2 separate regions of the Homo sapiens genome follow, and region 2 is linked to region 1. A link is a contact called in ENCODE Hi-C data. All regions are on one chromosome and are shown on one strand. The core of a region is the stretch at or near the end of the contact, and the rest is flanking DNA. Distances in the headings are between cores, read along the strand shown.

What was found. A loop is a pair of places that touch in the nucleus more often than their neighbours do. Pooled maps may share reads with other maps.
Region 2: a loop to region 1 is called in a map of CD4-positive, alpha-beta T cell, with 3 times the contacts of the local background. The contact joins two enhancer-like sites. A Hi-C loop is called at or near these places in 2 of 168 maps with a recorded cell type or tissue (CD4-positive, alpha-beta T cell and naive thymus-derived CD4-positive, alpha-beta T cell) and 6 of 50 pooled maps.

What each region holds. Positions count from the first base shown.
Region 1 is chr13:29,508,368-29,515,120 of GRCh38, reverse strand. SLC7A1 (solute carrier family 7 member 1) reads left to right here. Exons shown (of 13, transcript NM_003045.5): 13 at 538-5,707. The coding sequence ends at 641. Among named protein-coding and RNA genes, the nearest start is that of MTUS2-AS1, 24 kb to the right of the region's middle. Within about 2 kb of position 2,985, at least 2 of the 41 ENCODE cell types and tissues checked have a DNase peak (open chromatin) inside an H3K27ac peak, as active enhancers do.
Region 2 is chr13:30,564,312-30,571,664 of GRCh38, reverse strand. It overlaps a transcript of HMGB1 not described here. Among named protein-coding and RNA genes, the nearest start is that of USPL1, 50 kb to the left of the region's middle. RefSeq lists a silencer at 1,479-1,773. Within about 2 kb of position 1,545, at least 12 of the 41 ENCODE cell types and tissues checked have a DNase peak (open chromatin) inside an H3K27ac peak, as active enhancers do.

The sequences.
Region 1 (6,753 bases), core at 1,736-4,235:
AGGTCCTGGACCCACCCTGGAGTCCCGTGTGCAGGAACAGGCTGTGGACTCCTATGTGAAGTCCATTCCTGGGGCTCAGTGTCTCCTGCAGTCTGACGCTCAGTTATGTGGAGAAATGGGCAGTGGGACTGTCCAGGCTGAGAGCCTGGAGACCTCCAGCACCTGCGGGAAACCCCATCTCCATAGTGCACATTCTCGATACTCTCGTGGCCTCCGGGGGCATCAGGGGGCTAAGCTGAAGGACCCGATGGCCTCTGGTGGCCCTGGCCCAGCTGCTCTGTCTGCTCAGGAAACACCGCAGCATAAGGCCGTCCAGAGGAACGTAGGGCTTTGCCAGATGTCGAAGCAGACAGTGGCCTTCGTGTGGCAGCTGCTCCAGATGTGGAAAGGTCACAGGGGCCGCTGGCTGCGGGCTCATGCCAGGCAGGGGCAGGCCGCCTGAGAGGGTTTGCTGTGGGACCGCCCTGGGCTCTGAGCCCTGCCTGCGGTGGTGCAACCGGCGGTCTGTTCACGCCCGTCTCTGCTGTCGGCCCGCAGGCTTCATCATCTACTTTGGCTATGGCCTGTGGCACAGCGAGGAGGCGTCCCTGGATGCCGACCAAGCAAGGACTCCTGACGGCAACTTGGACCAGTGCAAGTGACGCACAGCCCCGCCCCCCGGAGGTGGCAGCAGCCCCGAGGGACGCCCCCAGAGGACCGGGAGGCACCCCACCCTCCCCACCAGTGCAACAGAAACCACCTGCGTCCACACCCTCACTGCAGCCAAAGGTGCAATTACTTGACCTGCAGCCCCAGCCCACCCTCGGCTCTGCAGCCGGTTCTCCGGGCCCTGGTCACCTCCAGACAGCTGCCTGGCCGGGGCCACTAGGCTGCGGCTGGCCACTGTGTCTCCTCACTTCTCTGAACAAAGCAGTTCCTCCCCTACCAGCTCAGCCCCGAGCTGCCGCAGCCTCAGGCAGAACGGAGGTCACCTTCTCTCCTTATCTTGGGAACCAGGCCTTCCTCCCGGGGACTGTTCTGGGATTGAAATTGTGCATACTCCAAACTTTCGCAGCCATCTTCCCGCTCAGCCCCAGACACCCAGCAATCAAGCCAGATGAGTACCACAAAACAGTGTGTCCCCAGCAGCTCCCCACCCCAGAGCCAAATGACAGTAGTGCACTTAAAAAGGAAAATCAGGCCTGTTGTCCTTCTCCGGTTGCATTCAGATGGGTCATTAGGGCCGGACCCTGCCTGCCCCTTGGCTTCTCAGGGCTTTGCTCTGACACCATGACAGCTGCCCGGGGCTGAGGGCAGCTGGCTCCACTCAAATGAGGAAGAAGGGATCACTCCCATTAGGGCCTGCTTTGCTTATGCATGTGTGTGCACATGCATGTAAACCAGGGACCTTCAGCTCACGGCCTCCAGGCCTGGGCCAGTTCTTGCTGCTCCTGCCGTCTCCCCCGACTGGCTGTGTCCTGAGTAACTGGAACATGAGACAGTATCTGCAGGACTGGCCCCATGGTGGCCGAGTCAGAAGTCTGTTTCCTGTGAGTCGCCACCGTTCACTCAGTCTTGCCCTCCCATGCTTTGGAGCCAGTCTGGTGGCTCCTGTAAGGTTCTCAAGGCTGGTGGCAGCTCAGTCTGGGGTCAGGACATGTCGGGGTCATGCGTTTCTGGCCCTGACATAAGCTGTCTGGCCTCTCTGTGACATGATGAAATTGAAATCAATCCACAGTCCATGAAATTGTGACACTCCACCAGATTAAGTTAGGGCATAACATTAACTTGGAAATGGCCATGTCATCACCCCTGCGGCTGTCCTATAGCTGAGATGCGTGGGTCGCAGGGGAGGTGATTTCTAGGCATATTGCTGTCCCTTTTGTGTATCTGTCATCCGGATGCTTCGGACCCCACGCCTCTGCAAGTGGGAGAGACCCGAGCATCCTCCCCACCCCCATAGCTCCAGTGCACGCCACCCCCGTCTTGCCTGGGTCGGGGCCTGCGGCCAGCACCATTTCACACACACTCCTTGTAGATGGGAGCCAGAGGAAACCTGAACGTGGGTGGAGCGTTCCACTGAGTCTACTTCAGGAGACAGAAGGCCCATGCTGATGGGGGAGGAGGAGGGATGTGGGCATTTTGGACACCAGGGGAAATGGAAATGCTGCTTTCAAAACTTAGTTTCCTTTCCATTTCTTCCTAGTCTGGCCTTTGACACAAATCTGGTAGAAAGAAGCCTGATAAATTGAGGGCACTTGTACCCTCCCTGTGCCCCCAGAAGGTTCTTGGAGAGAAGTGCAAGAATTTGTGAACACGGCGGTGGAGGGCGGGTGGATGGCCATGGGCTGAGCCTCCGTATCAGGCCTGCTCACCTTGCTGGGAGCTTTATTCTGATCTCATTTTGAATGTTCCAGAGGGAGCATCATAAGAGCCCAGAGCTCCGATTTCCAAAGAGTGATATTGACATTTATGGAGATTGGTGTTGTAACATATTTTGATAAATACTAACTTATTTTGTTGGGGTTTTGGTTGTCTCTTGTCTTAGGACCTGGTAGTTATTTGCTTGATTTTTTTTTCCGTTATTTTCTACATAGGCAAAGAGAATTCGAGGGATAGACAGTCTCCAAGAAAAGTGAAGTGGTGGGAGAGAATTGCTTTTTTCTTTTTTTTCTTTTCTCTAGTTTTTCTTTCTGGCTGAGATTTCCGTGCAAGACAGCACCCAATAGACTATTTAGAGTTGACATTTGACATTTTAATGGGCGCCATGGCTCATTTTGTAGATTGAGAAGGTGCGTCTCCCCTGCTCCAAGTCTCATCATGACAGCGTGCTGACAGCTGGGAGTCTGTGGCCTTCCTCACGCAGAGGCCTTAAAGCTGGACACAGAAGCACGCCTAGGCTGGGCAGGGATGGGACCCATGCCCCCTCCTTAGAGGACGGGCTTCCTGGTTAGGAAAGGACACGTGGGGGTGCCTTGCATAATAGTTCACTGGTCACCGTGCTTTTATGAGTAGTGTTTTTGTGCACTTGCCAGGGGTTTTCTCTCTGTGTGAGAGGGGAGTGATTTAAGCAATGGTGTCTGGAGTAAGCCTTACAATTTTAATAGACTTTTTCTTATCATATCCCTCATTTCTTTCCCTGAAATAAAAATACACACAAGCAAAAAAAAAATGATAGTTTCACATCTCTTAGTTCCCTTGCCCAAACAAGAATATTCTTAGTTCCACTGGCCAGGATTTTCCTACATAGTCAGAACTTACACATTACTAGAGGCACACCCACCAAGGAGTATTGTGTCTACTTTTATCTGTGCACCAGCCACAAATACCCACATTGGAAAGACCCATTTGTGATGGGTAAACATCCCTTCCTGTCTCCCACAACCCCTGTGACTGCCCTGCATGTGTTCATGACCTCCGAAGGCCCAAATTCATGAAGCAGCAAACCCAGCAGATCTCCACCCCCCTGCCTCAGGACCTCTGCTGAAGAGGGGGATGAAGTGGGTCTCCAGGGAGGCAGTGGGGGCCTTGTTGGCAGCTGGCTCGGGAGCCGGCTTACAGGAGGGCAGCTCTGCAGTTGGGAGGGGCACCGTCCGGAGGAGACCAGGCCTCTACACACCCCCCACTCTACTTATCATCCCTGCTCACACACCCTTGTCCAAGGCTTTATGCATCGGATTTATTTTTCCAAATCAAGAGGACAGTGATAGATGCATTTTCCCCAGGCTGTCTCAGAAAGGTCGCTAAATGTATACTGTTGTCAGAATTGCTGAGATCTCCCCCCACTTTTGGTTTTTGCAGCAGTAAAAACTCTTTCCACTGTGACTTATTTTCTCTCTCAGGCAGCCAGCCACCTGGTCCCTTGTGCTGACTCTAGCACAGTGGCCAGGATCCAATACGAGTCCAGGGGTGACCGCAGGATGGTGGGGGCAGCGGGCTTCTCCACCTACCCCAGCCACCAAGGCCCTGACGCACTGCCTCCTGCACCTTCAGCACATCCCTGTGCACAGCTGGAAGGGTGCATGGCCCGCTCACCTTTGTTCAGATGGGTGGAAACGCTGATGATACCAGCTCCTCCCTGCCGTGCCCCTGCCACGGAGCAGGCATTGTGAACTGGCTGGTGTTTGCAGTCCCACGTGGCATGGCCTCCAGCCCAACCCACAGTGGAGACTGGAGACAGGGCAATGAGTCTGGTGGGGGGCACGTGGACATGCCCCATAGGGGCCCCACCCAGACTTAACAGGCAAGGTCCTGGGCATTGCGCGACGCAGGACTCAATGCTAAAGCAAGCCTGCCTGGCTCTGTGCCAGGGCCCCTCTTCTGATTCACACATCCCATTTTTACACAGACCCTTCCTTCTTAATAAAGGCTGACAGTTCTGTTGGCAGCCAAGAACCCACACCATGAAGACAGGGAGTGAGGGGCCTTTGTGCCCAACTCCAGCACAGCTGCGTTCTGGGGTGTGTGAGAGGCATGTTCGTGTCTGTGCGCTGGTGGTCTCGTGAGACAGTTCCGAGGACGGGGAAATTGCAGGGTGGTGGGGGCGTGAGGCTTATATGTGGAACTGATGCAGAGTTCGCCTGCAGACGGATCTGGATATACACTATGTATAATTGTTACGTGTAATTTAAAATATATCTGTTTGCCATCGTCATGAGAAGATTATATGTAAGGCTCTGAAGGGAGAGGGAGATGTACATTCTGCCAGGCTCCTGGGGACCTTATCCGAGTCATGAAATTGATTACTGTTGATCCAGTGGTGCAAGAAGCTACACTCCATGTGTCATCACGCTTATGACTCCTAATGTATTTTTAAGGCAAAAAATGTCAGCCGACTCCATCTTCACCCCTCGATTCCTCGAGTCCAGCCTTTCTGTGCCAGTGCTTCACTGAGCCACAACGCTCTCGCCATCGGGACCCGGCTGGGCCTGGAGTCTCGGGGCACAGTTGCCATGGAGCCCTCCTGGGTCATTCTACAAATGTGCTGAGTGCCAGCTGAAAACCCCACAGGAGATGGAGTACCTTGGCCAAGCTTAAAGAGAAGATTTTCTCAGGGTATTTATTAGTGTGTCCAGCAGGGTCAGGAAGCAGGATGGAAAGATGCACTCAGACTGTTAATTTATTAACAAGGCAAATGATTTTGTGTTTCTTGATGACAGACTATTAAGTTTGGGACTTATTTTCCCATTTGAGAAGTTATAATATATATTTAAGATGATAAGTTTCCTGCTTAAGTTGTGCCTTTCAGCTTCAATGAGTTTAAGGAGCACTAAGGGTAATGATACCAATGAGGGTTGGTTTATTATCAAACCTGAATAGCTGTGGTTTCTCCAGTAAATATTTTCTTCTACTGAACATGGAGCCATTATTAAGAGTTGTGTGTTTTTTATTATGTACATTTGTATATTTTTTTGCTTGTTTGATGTTCTATTTTTCTAATAGTTTTCTTTTAGTTTCTTAAAGTTGTGATACTAGATTTAGATTCTGATGCTAACTGCAAATCAGGTTGGTCTCTGCTGGGTCTCTCCTGCTTTTATTTTACTTTAAGGACAAGTGTAGTTGTCGTCCACCACCTTTCAAAAAATGTGAAACTGCCCTGCCTCCCCTTTTTGCTGACAACACTGTGTACATTGACCACTTCCTACCATACTTTATGTTGTAAAATCAAACTCTTTTGTGGTACATTATCTCATGCTTCTGCAAATTCGAATAAATTCTATGGCTTCCATGTGCATGGTGTGATCTCAAGAATCCTAGTGGGTCTCTCCTGGGACCCAGGCCTGGAAGTGCCCCATGGAGAGTTCCAGATCCCGCTCTGCTTCCCCACAGCCCGTGACTTTAGTCCTATCTTCTCACTTTCCTGTAGCCATTTGGGGAAAATCCTTATTCCAACAATTTGAGCCTCAACCAGAGAATCCCTTGAGCCCCCATTTTGGATCTCTGATACTGTCTGCAGATTTATTTGGCTTTGGGGCCACAGAGGTCTTCCTTCCAACCAAGCTGTTGGGATAAAGCAGCTCAGAGGCTGCCAGTTGTCAGGCATTTGCTGAAGGACTTGGTCTCTGGCAACAAAACGCCCTCACCTGTTGCCGCCCCAGTCTGTGCTGGCCTGCACATACACTATCCTGTTAGAGGGAGCAGAGTGCATGCAGGGCGGAGGGGCTGTCGGGGAGTGTAGCTATCCTGGTAATTGTTACTATCTCACTCCCTCAACTCCCTTGAGAAAGGATCCATTTTTGCACTAGAGGCAAATTCAGTCAAGTGAGCCTTAATTCCCAGACAGTAAAAGGCAGTGATTCACAGCAGCTATACCAGAAGATCTGCTGCCCAGAAGATAAGGTTTGACCTTTGAGTTTTGTCAGCTGATGGATGGTGCTGAAAGCAGACACCCAGGGAGCTGTGCAGAGAGGAAGGCAGGCGAGCTGCTCTCCGGGCCCCAGCGTGCCTATGATCTGGAATATGTGATGAGCGTCTGCACCTGAAAGCATCATGCACATTTCGTGTTCCTTGGCCACACAGAAAGCCAGACCACAGAGCTTGCGTGGTGGGTAAGCAAGCTCGTGCAGCGTGCCCCTGGGACACAGGTTGGGCGTGGTTTCTGGCCCAGTGTAATTACTGCGGGAGGTTCTGCTGCTGCAGAACCTGATTCACAAAAGGGGCCAGCTTCGCAAAGCAGCCCAGAGAGCCTGATAGATTCCAGAACTGGGAAATAAGCATGGGGCATGCCTTGTTCCTGGATTTTTGTATGTGTCCTCTGGTCCCTAAGGATGACTT
Region 2 (7,353 bases), core at 296-2,795, 1.1 Mb before region 1:
CACTATGCCAGCTATTAAAAGTAGATTTTTATTCTACAGCTTAATTGTCCATAATAAAACTTGGCCATTTAGGCTGGGTACGGTGGCTCACGCCTGTAATCCCAGCACTTTGGGAGGCTAAGGCGGGCAGATCACAAGGTCAGGAGTTCAAGACCAGCCTGGCCAGCATGGTGAAACCCCGTCTCTACTAAAAATAAAAAAAATTAGCCGGGCATGGTGGCACATGCCTGTAGTCCCAGCTACTTGGGAGGCTGAGGCAAGAGAATCACCTGAACCCGGGAGGCGGAGGTTGCAGTGAGCCAAGATTGCGCCACTGCACTCCAGCCTGGGCGAGAGAGCGAGACTCCATCTCGGAAAAAAAAAAAAAAAAAACCATTTTTTTGCTAATCCTGGAAGAGGACTTTCTCACACTCATATTACTTTTTTAAGTTGTCAAACTTTCTACATTGTTTCTTGTCTTACCAAAATCAAAATAAAACAATACAGAATAAAATGACTATATATATCACAAATTTTCTTGTGATTGTGCATTCCTAATCAGAATAAGATTTTTCTTCCACCTTCTAGCTACTCTTATTCTTTTAAATTTGAATTTATGAAAATATATGTAATGAATGCACACATTTATTCATGAGCCTGACTTTTGAACATGACTATTTTTAAAAGGCCTATGATACTATTTTTTGAGAATTGATTTATGTGAAAAATCTTACAAGAATATGAAAGTGAAAGCACATTAGGTAATATATTTAGAGAATTGCCTTTATTTAAGAAGAAGGAATTGCATGAAATTAGAACTCCCCCAGAAAATACAGAATATAGAACCATCATCTCTATGGAGTGTGGCCCTTATCTATTTAATGGTATCTTGGTAGAGTGCTTAACACAGGGGCACAAAAAGATGGCCATTTAATAATAGCTTTTAATAACCAGGAGATGAACTTCCTTTGATATGAAGAAGTAACCAACATTACGCTTTTATTCTCATTGTTCCTAAGGGTGTAGGAAGCAGAGCATTTAATACAGTGCTTAAACAAGAAAGCTGCACACAAAATCAGAAGTGTACCATGTAGAAAGATGATTTACAAAAGCTCAATTACATGAAGGATATGTAAGTAGACCCCTATGTGTCAGCGTGTGGATGCAAATTGATAAACACTTACTGAAATTGCTTGTCAGAAAGCTAAGCGATCATAAAGATGCAGAAGTTCAAAGTGAAAAAGTCATCTTAGACTAAGTAAAATGAGAATCCCGTTATGCATTAAGGCAGTTTTGCAATACCTAAAAGTTTTCACTAGCATTTGGAAAGTCATAAGTGAATTTTGTAGAGAATGAGAACTTGAATCATTATTACTTTCTTTCTTCTTTATTTTTAATAGAGAAAAGGTCTCGCTATGTTGACCAGGCTGGGCTTAAACTCCTGGCCTCAAGTGATCCACCCATCTTGGCCTTCCAAAGTGCTGGGAGTAACAGGCATGAGCCATTAGTGTACTTGTTTAAGCAGAGCGAGGCTTCCAGGCAATGCCTCAGACTTCTTTTTCCCTCCTACTCTCTCGTGAGTCATCAAAACCAGTGTGCTGTCCTTCACTTACAAAGAAATCGCTGTTGACCCATCAAGGGGGAATGCACTGGGTTTGTAATAATCTGTTCTGCTTTCTCTCGTCTTCCTCCTACCAAAGCCCATGCATTTACAAACTTCTAGGCAGGCTAGGGAACTGTTGCTGCTGGCTGTAGATCAGGATTGGCATCACCAGACCTAGAGATAAAATGCACGACCTCTAGCCTCATGAACACAAGCACTGATTCAGGTTATAAAGTATTTACATTTGATTTTGGTGTCTTAAAGCCTTCTTATTTACATTTTTTATCTAATCTTCCCACCTCTACAGTTTTCTGCTGCCTAGTAACTTATACTTCTGCTCTTTATCCATGAGAGCGCACTCTGGGAAAGGTGATATAGGAAAGAAGTTGATGTGATTAAGAGCAGGGGCTTTGGAAATCAGACTGAGTAGCTCGAGGCCTGGTTCTGCTACTTAGTAAATATGTCATCTCAGACAAGTGACGCACTTATGAACATTGTCTTCTCAGTGTTCTCATCTATAAAATGGGGATAATGCCTACCTCCCAGAATCCTGTAGAGGTTAAACAAGGTAATGTATTTAAGGTGCCTAGTACACTGCCTAGCATATACAAATGCATACTAGACAGCCAAAATGAAAAAGGAACTAGGCTTGTTTACACTAAGACTGGTGCATTTAACACAGGGATAATGTCTTAGCCCACAAAAATTCACTTTTTTGACAGGATATAAAGACATAATCTCTAGTTATGGAATGAGAAACAGTACACAGTTGGTGGAAAGAGGCCAAGTTTGAAATGGGCCTGTCCGAGCACTTTTATAATCATATAATTCATAGGTACATGCCTGTGTTGCTTAATGCAGAACTACAGACCTTTAACAACTTCTTTTTGCTACGTAAGACTTGGCTGTGTCCTAGGATGAAGGAGTCTAGCTCTGTCACCCAGGCTGGAGTGCAGTGGCATTCACTACAACCTCCACTTCCTGGGTTCAAGCGATTCTTCTGCCTCAGCCTCCTGAGTAACTGGGATTACAGATGCACACCACCATGCCCAACTAATTTTTATTTTTAATAGAGATGGGGTTTCACCATGTTGGCCTGGTTGGTCTCAAACTCCTGACCTCAAGTGATCTCCCCGCCTTAGCCTCCCAAAGTGCTGGGGTTATAGGTCTGAGCCACCACGCCTGGCCCTATTTTTATTTTTTTATACTGTGTATTAGAGTCCTAATACTGCCATTGCCATAACAAATGACACACAAACTTGGTGGCTTAAAACAACAGAAATTGATTCTTCACAGTCCTGGAGGCCAGAAGTTCTGGAGGCTGTGAGGGAGAAATCATCCCATGCATCTCTCCTGGCTTCTGGTTGTAGACAGTCCTTGGCATTCCTTGACTTGTAACTGCATCTATGCTTCCTGCTTCACAAGGCCCTCCCCTCTGTGTCTGTCTCACAGTTCCCTCTACCTTTCTTTTGTAAGGACAAATGTCATTGGATTTAGGGTCCATCCTAAATCAGGATGATCTTATCTCAAGATTCTTTATTACATTTACAAAGACCTTTTTTTCTTTTCTCCTGAGACAGGGAGTCTGACTCTGTCACCCAGGCTGGAGTGGGGTGACATGATCATAGCTCACTGCAGCCTTGAACTCCTTGGGCTTGAGCAGTCCTTCTGCCTCAGCCTCTCAAGTAGCTGGAACTTCAGGTGCATGCCACCACACCTAGCTAATTTTTTATTGCTTATAGAGACGGGGGTCTCAATATGTTGCCTGGGCTGTTCTTGAACTCCTGGGCTCCAACGATTCTCCCACCTTGGCTTCTCAAAGTTCTGGGACTACACATGCACACCACTGCACCTGGCCCCATTTTTCCAAATAAGGTTACATCCACAGTTTCCAGGGTTAACACATGGACATATCTTTTTGGGGGACCACCATTTGGCCCACTACACACTAGGTAAGAGAGAAGAACCAGAATCTGGAAAAATGGGAGGATGAGCTGGTATGGGAGACTATACATCCTGGAAGATTCCACCCAGGGGGAACACTAGAGCTTCACTGCCCGTATGTTGTCATGGGACCATTGAAATTAATTTTCTAGGTACAATTAATCAACTGCCCAATGGACGAGTCTTCATCTTTAGCTGCAGGAGCACAGCAGTTGGGATTTGCCTAATTGTCTTCTTCAAGTGTGTCAATGCTGTTTAGTTCCCAGGACTTGCTAACTACATTTGGGTAAAGAGCAAGCAAGAGAGCTAGAAGTTCCTTCATGTGGTGTGGGCCTGGGAGCCGTGATGGAGTGTTCTAACAAGAAAGAGCTGTAGAAGATTTCAGCAGCTATCAGTATGTTAGCCCCTCAGTTGCCTCACCACCAGCACCCTCTTTTCAGCAGGCATTTACTGGGCCTCAAGTGTGTGTGATTAGAAATTTGGTTAACAGGCTGGGCGCAGTGGTTCATGCCTGCAATCCCAGCACTTTGGGAGGCCGAGGCGGGCGGATCACGAGGTCAGGAGTTTAAGACTAGCCCGGCCAACATGGTGAAACCCCATCTCTACTAAAAGTACAAAAAAATTAGCTGGGTGTGGGGGTGCACACCTGTAATCCCAGCTACTCGGGAGACTGAGGCAGGAGAATTGCTTGAACCAGTACCCAGGAGGCGGAGGTTGCAGTGAACCAAGATCATGCCACTGCACTCCAGCCTGGTGACAGAGTGAGATTCATTCTCAAAAAAAAAAAAAAAAAAATTTGGTTAACAAGTGAAATCAGTGGTTAACAAGTTTTAAAATAAGGTTATATTCTGGACATTTTTGGTTTTTCTTTGAATGGAGCACTGGAAATTGACTACAGGGGCTGAAAAAGGAAAGACTAAAGAAATCATCTAATTTTATTCACCACAGTAGTTTGACTTGTGACCACAGAAAGAACAGTGCTAATACCAGGGCAATTTGCCTGATTCTTGAAACTAGTAACTGTGCCTAAAATAGTTTGGAATGGTAGTTAGCTCGAGAAAATCCAGAGTGGTAGAGAACTGTGACTTTAGGATAAATTTTTCTACCAACTTGCATAGCAAGCTCCCCACCAAAGCAGTGAGTATTGCACAAATTTTTTTAAATCAAAACTCGTGTTCATCAAATCTCTAAACCAAGATATCCTCCACATTAGTTACTACATGATTCCTTTTCGCATTTGTGGTTCTTATCACAGTTTCTATTTAGGTGATGTTTAATTAGCCAATTATTTCAAATATTTCATCACTGCTTACCTTTTAAGGTGCTTTAATTGATTTTTATAAAGACCAAAATTTTGAGGAAGCAAATGACATGATCTAAATGCTGGCTTGGGTGGGTACAATCTCTTTGTTATATAGAATAACTTCTTATTGTCATGGTAAGAAGAGATGAGAATTAAATGCATGGTTTCAAGGAGAAAAATTTGTGGGTATAAATTGGATCGAGATATCATTGCTTCAGAGCAAGGGTCAGCAAACCCAGCCCACTGCCTGTTTCTATATGGCCTACAGGCTAAAAATGGTTGTTACATCTTTAAAAGGTTGGGAAAAAATCAAAAGAATATTTCATGACACATGAAAAGTTTATGAAATTCAAATTTCAGGGTCCACAAATAAAGTTTTTTTGGAACACACCTATTCATGTATGTATTGTGGAGGGTTGCTTTTGCCCTACAGTGGCAGAGTTTATAGCTGGAACAGAAACCATATGTGGCCCAGAAACTCTAAAACATTTACTCTCTGGCCCCTTACAGAAAAAGTTTGCCGACCACTGCTGTAGAGCATGTGTTTGATAAAATTGCTGATTTTTGAAACTTAGTACTGTATAATGAGAACTTGAGCGTGTCCCCTTAAGTTCTAGTTTCACCTGAGGAAAGTAGGGACTCACTGTATCAAATATTAATGGCAAAACCACAATTACTTTGCACCAAACTTAGTAGCAGCCAAGCTTCCCTTCTGCGCACCAAGGGTGGAGTACAAGCCCTTGTCAGCTGGGCGATGCTCCATGGTACTCAGAAAATGGCCCATAACCAAACGGGCCAGGCAGGTAAACCACAGTCTGAATAGGACCCTGCCACCAGCACCACTGACAGACATCCAGTGCCACCAGTGCTGGAAATTATTTCTAAGTTGTCCTTGCATCTTTGCAACATAATCTCAAGGGTTGTGGTCCTGGAAAGAATTTTCTGGTTGACCACAGTGCCCAAACCTGCTTGTTACAGATAGTAGGGAAGTGAGGTAGACACTTAACTCACTCTTAATTTGCTGCTTTTCAGCTCATCCCTCCCATTATGATGCACAAAGAGATCTCACTTAAATGAGAAGCACTCCTAGGCAGCCAGAGAGTAAATATCAGACATCTTTTTTGCTTCTTTAAGTGTGGTCCATGGACCAGCAGCATCAGTGCCCTCTGGAAGCATATCAGACATGCAGACCCAGACCTAACCTAATCAGAATTTGCATTTTAACAAGATCTCCAGGTGATTTGCTTATGCGTTAAAAATTGACAAGCAACACAAATGAAGTTCTAATTTGGCAGGATTTCAGGCAGTATTATGAAGTGACAGGAAATATTTAGGCAGTTTGGGCACATATATTTTTGGCCCTGGGAGGTTACCTATAAGCATGACAGATCTGCCTGACAATCTATGCCCCTGAGTAATGCCTGCTTTTTACAATTTCTTTCTTTCTTAAGCCCTCAGATTTAGAACCTCCAAAATTATAGCATTCCCCTTGACAGCTCACTAGGAGTCCTGATGGTAAAAGTGGGCGGTGAGACAGTGACCATCTAGATGTGTGGGTTGTTTGTAAATAACAGCTTGCCTGTGTAGGTCACAGAGCCAAAAATTATTTTAAAAGGACAAAGGTGAGTTATTGACCTCTAATATAAATTCAAAAATGGAAGCTTGATATGAACCTGGTCACACTTGGATTCAAATCTTAGCTCTGTCTCTTATTTTGTGATTTTTATATAACTTACATAACCTTCCTGAGCCCGAATGTTCTCATCTCTAAAACGGGGTTAATAATTTAAGAGATAATCTATGTAAAGGACGTACCATAGTGCCCAGCCAGGACTATGTACTTCATTAATTGTAGCTATCATGTGTTTTAATTTGCTGCATTAGGAGACCATGGTTCTTTATGCTTTAGTTCACTAAAGTGTTACACATTATCAACTCATTTTGCAGTGGGATTGTTAGAACCACTAATGCTGAATGGTCTATGTTGAGTTTTAGAATTACCGATTCTTAGACATTCAACTTCTCTTTCTGCCTCCAGTTTCTGTACTATGAGGCATCATAGAGTACAGTTGTTTATATCATGAGGTTAATTTGAAAAATTGCAATCATGAATGTTGGAGAGATAAAAGTACATATTTGAAAAACTGCTGAATCCACTAAAGATATTCTTTAAATATGACTTCTGGAATATTGCCACTAGTGGCCACAATAGAAAAATCTCAGCAGAACCTTTCATAAGACAGAAGTGATTACTTTTAGGTATTATAAACCTTCTAAAATTTACTTCCAACAGTCTTTAGTGGTAAAGGTAAACAGATCTCTCCAAGCACAGGGCAGCGGTTTGTTTGTTTGTTTGTTTGTTTTTTGAGACTGAGTCTCTCTCTCTCTGTTGCCCAGGCTGGAGTGCAGTGGTGTATTCTCAGCTCATTGCAACCTCTGCCTCCTGGGTTCAAATGATTCTTGTGCCTCAGCCTCCCGAGTCAGCCTCCCGAGTAGCTGGGACTGCAGGCATAAGCCACCAAAA